2 separate regions of the Mus musculus genome follow, and region 2 is linked to region 1. A link is a contact called in ENCODE Hi-C or POLR2A ChIA-PET data. All regions are on one chromosome and are shown on one strand. Each heading gives the region's core, a stretch centred on a gene start or an enhancer-like site at or near the end of the contact. The rest is flanking DNA. Distances are from core to core; before and after follow the strand shown.

Evidence for each region. Hi-C counts contacts between places; a loop is a spot of excess contacts on that map. ChIA-PET counts read pairs that join two places held with the same protein, here RNA polymerase II (POLR2A).
Region 2: a loop to region 1 is called in a map of adrenal gland, with 5 times the contacts of the local background. The contact joins the promoter of Dtd1 here to the promoter of Sec23b in region 1. A Hi-C loop is called at or near these places in 6 of 37 maps with a recorded cell type or tissue (T-helper 2 cell, adrenal gland, gastrocnemius and 2 more). POLR2A ChIA-PET finds 5 or more read pairs at or near these places in 4 of 5 experiments (Patski and embryonic stem cell).

Annotation. Positions count from the first base shown.
Region 1 is chr2:144,554,801-144,558,844 of GRCm38, forward strand. It overlaps Sec23b (SEC23 homolog B, COPII coat complex component), which reads left to right and starts at 1,429. Exons shown (of 20, transcript NM_001252544.1): 1 at 1,429-1,524. It overlaps Gm34292 (a long non-coding RNA gene), which reads right to left and starts at 1,835. Exons shown (of 1, transcript XR_003953925.1): 1 at 1-1,835.
Region 2 is chr2:144,597,804-144,601,677 of GRCm38, forward strand. Dtd1 (D-tyrosyl-tRNA deacylase 1) reads left to right here and starts at 2,150. Exons shown (of 6, transcript NM_025314.3): 1 at 2,150-2,288. The coding sequence starts at 2,246.

The DNA of each region.
Region 1 (4,044 bases), core at 179-2,678:
ATTCAATCTTGTATATTTTGAACATGCAATTAAAAAAAAATCCTCTCTACAGAAATTACTAGTGTAGAAATAATCCAGGTCCAAAAATTGAAAGGGAAATATTTGACAAATAAAATCATATTAGTGTTTGTTATTTAAAAAGCGACTTCTTTTTTTCAGCGTTAGATATAACGAACATGTATATTTTATTTTACATTTTACCTTAGGAAGAGATAACTGCATTTCCCAAACATAATTTAAGGTTTTAAACATGCCATCATTAACATTGTTATGTTTATGATGATGAGAAAATGTAAATTTATTTTAAAGATTGTAATGCAAACAGTAATATTTTATAGTACCACCTATTTAAACTTAAGTCCCTATGATTTATAGACGTCAAAAAGTTTGATTTAGCCGGGTGTGATGGCGTGTGCTTTTAAATTGAGGAGGCATAGGAAGATAGAAGAAAGCAGGGCTTCCTGAGTTCCAGGCCAGCCAAACCTACAGCTAGGCTCTGTCTTAAAGAAAAGTTTGCATTAGTAGGAAACTGGGTTATTTAATGGGTACTCTTTGAATAACATGTCTTAGCATAACTGTAAGATTTTAGTTGGCGGGATGAAGGGTTGGTTGAGTGGCTATGTGTATACTGCTGGAGTTCAGTTCCTAGCACCCGTGTTAGAGGATACACAATAGATTCTTCTGGCCGCTGCAGGCACTACACACTCGCTGAATTTGCTGCTATTTATTTATTTATTTATTTTTGCCACTTGTAAGAAAGTGTAAAAATGACTGCGGCGGTCACAGAAAAAGCTGTGTTACCCATCAAAACGGACTCTGATAGTTTCCTTAAGTGTCTGAATAAGACCATCCCCAATTACTCACTTCCTTGCTGGGGAATGGCAGGAGGATGTTCACCAGAAACAGTTTTTATTGAGCACAGAAACCACAGCAGCAACGAGAAGGGAAAGTTTTGTACCGCGAAGAGAGGACCCGCACCCGCACTTGCTGAGCTCAAAAAGATCACCAACTAGCGGCCGAGACTCTCTGTCCCCTCCTAGCCCCTTCCCGCAGGCTGAGGGCCTCTCCGGACAACTCCGGGCTACGCGTCCCTCTTCTCGCTTCCCGGTAGCTAGGCGATGAGAGGGACTTCCCCCTGAGGCAAACAGACGTCATGTTGTGTCAGGGCGGTCCCCTGAGGAGTGCTGGATGCATTTGGATGACGGTTCCGCAGGCGCCGAGGTTCTGTGAAGGAGAAAAATTTCAGGATATATTCAAGAAAGTATGTATCCTGAGGAATTCTACATTCTAAAGTTTGTTGGGTGAGAAACCACAGCCTTGCCCTATTCAAAGATGGAGGCGCAGCTTTTCTGACTGTTTCACTTTCTCGGGTCAGCCAGAGAAGCGCTCTCTGATTGGCTAGAGCATGGCGCCGCGAAATGACGTTTCGGAGCGGTGACCAATCGACTGTGAGCTGAGGTGGACTTGGCGGTGGAAGCCGGAGTTGAGCTCTGGTGTCCGTGGGGCGCGGAAGGTTCAGTCCCGGTGAGTGGCTCCGGACAGGTGAGCGGCTGGCTCTGCAATGGTGAAGGGGCGCATAGGAGGAGGGCCGAAGCCAGACAGGCCGAGGCAAGGTGGGCTTGCTTATGGGAAGAATCAGAGAGAGTTGATGACCCAGAAGCCGGCTCAGAGTGACTCGTCCGCGCCGTGCCTGAGAGCCGACGGCCGGTTTCTGACTCCTTAGCCCTCGGAATTGGGGTGTTGGTGGTGGTGACTCGAACATCCGGAAGGACCGAATCCCCATGAAAACCTTGAGTTTTGCTTTGTGATAAGTGAAACCAGAAACCAGATCTTCAGTACAGGATTAGGTATTTAACTGTGTCTACAGATGGTTACTAAGTCCTGGAAAGTTATGTCCTGGAGAGCTTAGAGGGGCTAAGATATTTTATTGGATGCCTTTCTTTTATCCACTCACTCATTCATTCATTCTCTCTTCATTCACTCAGTCATTCATCCATTCGGCTATTTACCTCTTCAGATACCCTTACTCGTTGAGAGTTTGATAGGAGCATTTTTCTCAGCACATAGAATTTAATAAAAATACATAGAACGTCAGAGGATTCATGAATTCACTGAAAGCCTCTGTGGATTACGTGTTTAGGATTAAGAAGCTGGTTTAGAATAAATCGAGGAAAGGAGGCAGTGGGAAATAGGAGCAGGTGTTAATATGTTGATACTCGGGGACTTATACATTTACGTAAAGAACTTTATAGAGGGGTTACCATTATTTAATGGGGTTTGCTGAAGTAACTGCTGGAAATGGCGATGTTAGAATGTGCTGTGACTTATTTACTACCCCCCACCCCCACCCCCGCTCCCAGGCGCCTAAGTGCTTTCTGTGTAGTTAGGGTTTTATCTTCTTGTATTTGCCAGAACTAACAAGTAGATGTGTTAAGAGTTTCAGTTGGAACAGACATTTGGGACTTTGTTGTATAGAGTCTGTATGGTAGAATAATTAATTTGCTTTTCTGGGTATGTAAAATTGTCCTCACCCAAATTATTTGCAGGATATATCTATATATCTATATCTATCCCTATGTAACCCAGGAGGCTTTGTACTCTCTTGATTCTGCCTCAGCCTCCCAAATATGGAAATTACAAGAATATGCTTCCATTCTCATTTCACAGGTTTAGTCGTCGTCTTCTTCTTCTTCTTCTTCTTCTTCTTCTTCTTCTTCTTCTTCTTCTTCTTCTTCAGTTCAGTTTTCTGGCTTTCCTTTTTTTAACAGTCTACTTGCTTAAACATGTCATTTGCATGTGTGTGCACCTGTCAAGCCACTCATAGGCAACTTTTGTGATCTTAGGTCTTTCCTTCCATCTTTTTGTGGGATCTGAGGCTCTAACTCAGGCTGTCAGACTTGCGTGGCAAGCACTTTACCCCCTGGACCAGTTCATTTTGCTTTCCGGATTGGCTTGCTCAGTTGACCTTCAGTCACTCATGTGTCAATGTATTTTCAATCACACGTAGGATGCATTTGCTTAACAACATTGGGCTATCCGAGTCTGAAAGCTTCGTCTGAAAGACTTAATTGTTAAAGAGTCTTTCAAGGATGATCATAAGCAAACATGGTGAGGAAGGAGAACATGGTGAGACTCAATACAAAAGCAAACTTCCTTTCATAGTTGTGGTATGCCCACTAGAAATGCTTCAGTGTCAAGCTGCTTCCTGTTAATAACCGGATTCTCAGGTCACCATACAGTTCTGTTCTCTACAGTTAGCAATGTGGTGGGGGTGGCGGGGGGACAAACAAAAATCAAGGTTTCTTGGCATGTGGCATTTCATACAGAATTTACTTTGATTGATAAAGAAAGGAAGGGAATCAGGAAAGTTGTTGGATCATGAAACAGAATTTGAGACTTACCTTTCGACACATAGTTGAAATTGGCTTGTCTCAGAACTGTAACTCAGTACTTGAGTGTTTGCCTAGCACGCACAGGGTCCTGCCTTTGACCCTTAGCATCACAAATAAATAATTACTCGTGATATCCAACTATACAAGTTAACAAATGTTCAAGGAGTTCAACCTCTAACCTTTTTGACTACTTTTTTCAAGTACTACAGAGATGGTTTGAGAAAGTAGCCTGATTATTTTTTTTTTATTTTTTATTTTTGGCCAACTTGACACAAGCCATGGTCATTTTAGAAGAGGGAACCTCAGTTGAATAAATGTCCCTATCAGATAGGCCTGTGGGGCATTTTCTTGATTGATGTATGAGGATCTAGCCCACTGTGGGTAGTGCTACCCTGAGGTAGGTGGTCCTGAATTGTATAAGAAAGCAGGCTGAGCATGTCTTTAGGAATGAGCCAGTACACAGTGTTCTTCCAGCCCCTGTCTTAGTTCCTGCTCTGACTTTCCTGGAAGATGATGGACACTACACAGAAAACACCTGAGCACCTTGGGAGTGAGGGATAGTGTATGAGGGTGGTGTATGGGGGTGGAGTGGTGTATGGGGGGTGGGGTGGTGTATGGGGGGTGGGGTGGTGTATGGGGGGTGGGGTGGTGT
Region 2 (3,874 bases), core at 900-3,399, 44 kb after region 1:
GCATGTGATATAGGGTGCATGTGGAGCTCAGAGGACATTTAGTGATGTCAGGGAGAGGTCTGGGGATCAAACTCAGGTCATTAAAGGCAGCAAGTGCCTTTTCTTTTTCTTTTTTAAAAAAAGATTTATTTATTTATTATATGTGAGCACACTTCAGCAGTCTTCAGACACACCAGAAGAGGGCGTTGGATCCCATTACAAATGGTTGTGAGCTACCATGTGGTTGCTGGGAATTGAACTCAGGACCTCTGGAAGAGCAGCCAGTGCTCTTAACTACTGAGCCATCACTCCAGCCCCCAGGGAGTGCCTTTACCCATTGAGCCAGACTTTTTTCCCTGGATGTGAAAAACTGACTACTTGATAGAATGTTCCTGATTTAGGTTTTTTAAACAATTAGATGCAGAGTCTCCTGCAGTGCAGTTTGCATTTCGATTGTACAGTTCCACCCTTGAACTGATGCTCCTGCCTCTCTACCTCCTGAGCGCTGGGATTCCAGGTAAGTGTTGCCATCCCTGGCTTATATGATGCTAAGGGCTGAACCTAGGGCTTCCTACATGGTAGCTAAGTACTATGTTCCACTGAGCTACACTTCTAGCCCCAGGTTAAGTTTTGTTGTTGCAGAATTACCACTGTATCCTTCAATATCAGGAAGCATGTGACTGACACCCATTGATCTTGCTGCTGCTGCTGCTGGTGGTATCCTTGACAATTTAACTCATGCAATTTTGCATTCACTATTTAATATTTAAGCATAATATAAAAGGCTCCCAGTCCTTAGCACAACTGACTCCATAAAACTCAGTATGTAGATAGTACCACTTGCCAGAGTGAAAAGGAAGACCGAATCTATCAAATGCACTAAGCTTGCCTTTTGACTTCTGTAATTGCTTTAGCCTAACTGTGCTTATTAACTGAAGTATGTCAACCGAGGAATTTTTTTTTTTTTTTTGCTTAAATGCTCACTCTAAAAGAATCTGAGCTTTAATGAGATCCTGAACACCCAGTGTAGTTGCCAGTTGGCTAATAAAGACTTTCTACTGGCTTAACCCCGGTCTGAGTAGTCTTATCTGATGGATACCCCACAATAATACACATTTCTAGGCCTTTTTTGTTTTTGTTTTTGTTTTTTTGGGGGGGTGAGGGGGAAAGCAACATCTCACTCTGTATTTCATGCTGGCCTTGAACTTCAGCGTGATCCTCATACTGCAGCCTCCAGAATGCTTGGATCACAGATGTTCAACCACCATTCCTTAGAGTATTTCGGGCCAAATAACAGTTCTATCAAATTGCTTTCTAACAAATGCTTTTCTGAATCTGCTAATCCTGGAAGAGGCGTTCAAAGCAAAGACACTCTGAAATGGGTGAACTTTTTCTGATACTCCTATTTCGTTTTTAAGGGAAAGTCTCATTACATTGCCCACATTGGTGGTCTTGAACTCATGGACTTAAAACACTTTCCCGCTTCATCTCAAGTAGCTGGGACTATCTCCCCCCCCCCCCATTCTTCTTTTTCTTTGTTTAATTATAAACACATGGACTACCACTGGACTATGAAGATGTTATTTTTTAGTGATGAAAACTTAGTACAGTAATAGCTATACAGTTCTTTGCAGCCATCTAAGCATCTTTACAGCCCATCCAAATTTCCTAACAACCCTATGATAGGGCTAAGTATTAGATTTGTATTAGGAAGGAATTAGAATTCTAGACTGATAGACCTATTAACTATTGTGTCTAAGGTAAATCAATAGTTATGTAGTTAAATGGCTATGTTAGCAGCAGGTCCTTTTGTTTTTAGCAACAGGATTGCTGCTGAGGCTACAGAACAAGTGAAGATTTTGGAAAATCTGTGACCGGAGGATTGGAAAAGAGGGAGAAAAGCAGGAAAAAAACTTAAGGGTAAAACTGAAAGAGAAAGAAACTGGAGCAGAAATTAATGAGTGTCTGGACATAGTGGAGACTAGGCTGGCAGTTTGGGACTATAGTGCTTAAGAAGGAGTTCAGGGGTGGATAGGGCGGCGCCTACCACAAATGGACTAGGTTATGCATAGGTGACAGGTGAGGGTGATTGACATGGGCGGGGCCAATTGGATAGGTGTGGCCGACGTGGGCGGGACGCAGCTCTGTGGAATGGGTCCTCACGGAGCTCTTCCGGTGTTGCCGGTAGAGGGCGCCGGTCGAGGAGCCACCGGCGGAGTCGCAAGGTCTGACCACACAGCAAATTCCAGTCGCTACAGCCGCCGCCATGAAGGCCGTGGTGCAGCGCGTCACTCGGGCTAGCGTCACAGGTCAGTCGGGCGGGCCGGGGAGAGAGCAGCCTCTGACCCCCGCGACCCGCTGTTCCGTGTGAGGGTTCCCCGCAGCCCCGAGTTACCGGGCAGCCTCTGGGCAGCGCCGTGGCCGAGAAGATCCGGCACGTGCCTGGCCGCTCATGGGTTCAGGCTCCGTGCTTTCGTTGCTACATAAACCCTCATCTCCGTCGTCATCACCATTATAATCATCATCATTATCTTTGTGAGTGTGTGTGTGTGTTCCTCACAGACAAGGTGCCAGAACCTGTGAGCATCCCCAGGGCCCGTTGTTGAATGCACTGTTGCACAAACAACACATAGGGGAGATTTCCGGAGCGGAATCGCTCGTTTATCCACCGCTCTGTCTGAGATGTAGCATTTTAACAACCCCCTTTTGCATATCTTTTCTTTTTAAAATAGAACTTGGCTCATGATAAAATGGACAGACGGAGGAATTGCTAATTGTTTGAGCTCTGGCAGCTTTGAGCAAATATCTGCTGGCATCCTCACTGGGTGCAGAACATCCCTTGCTTGCACCTGGATGTCGGTCTCTGAACCTTCAGCCATGGGTCAGAACCACAGAATTCAAGATGACGTGCTTCTCTTTCCCATTAATTAATATAGACCCAGATGCTCAGCCATTAGCCATCAGTTGAATGTGGGAGGCTAGTTGAAATATTCAGGATCCAGCTACTGTAGTTATTTGAAAAGTGTTAAAAAAATAGAAACGACTGGTGCCATTCTTTTAGTCTTTTAAGTTAAAGAAATAAATACATTTATTTATTTGGTGTGTGTGTTTCTGTGTGTAACAGGCCAGAGAACAATTTAGATGTGCCACCACCATGTGGGTCCTTGGGATTCAACTCATGGAATTAGGCTTGGCAGCAAGTCTACCCATCACTCATTTAGCTAGCTTGCTTTCTCTCTTTCTTTCTTTCTTTCTTTCTTTCTTTCTTTCCTTTTCGAGACAGGGTTTCTCTGTTTAGCCTTGTCTGGCCAGGAACTCACTCCGTAGACTAGGCTGGCCTTGAACTCACAGATCCACCTGCCTCTGCCTCCCAAGTGCTGGGATTAAAGGTGTCTACCACCATTGCCCAGCTGTGTTTATAGAGGCAGAAGTACATTTTCAGGTCAGATGCCAAGGCCTGTAGTCACAGCCACTTTGGAGGCTGGGGAAGGAGCTGTGTTGAGCCCAGGAATTGGACAACAGAAAGCAGATTGGACAACAAAAGAGTCTCTAAGATTCCCCCTCCTCACCAAAGCTTCAGATCAAGCAATACAGATATCTTTTTCTTTAAACCATTTTATACTAAATACATGGTTTTGAGTTTAAAGCTAGACCCAAGACTCCTCCCCAACCAAGTAGCCAAACCACATATTTAGACTCGAGAGTCCACCTTCTAATCCTGCTTAATGAGTTGCAAGCTGTTCTGTTAACTTTGGTTTTGGAAATCATCCTGGACTAATAAGGAGCAGAATAGGAGAGGAGTTTATGGGACTCTAATAACATTTCAGTAAATATTGAGCACATGAAAACTGGAAAAATTCACTGATGAAAGATGGTTTTGCTCTTTGGGGGGGAG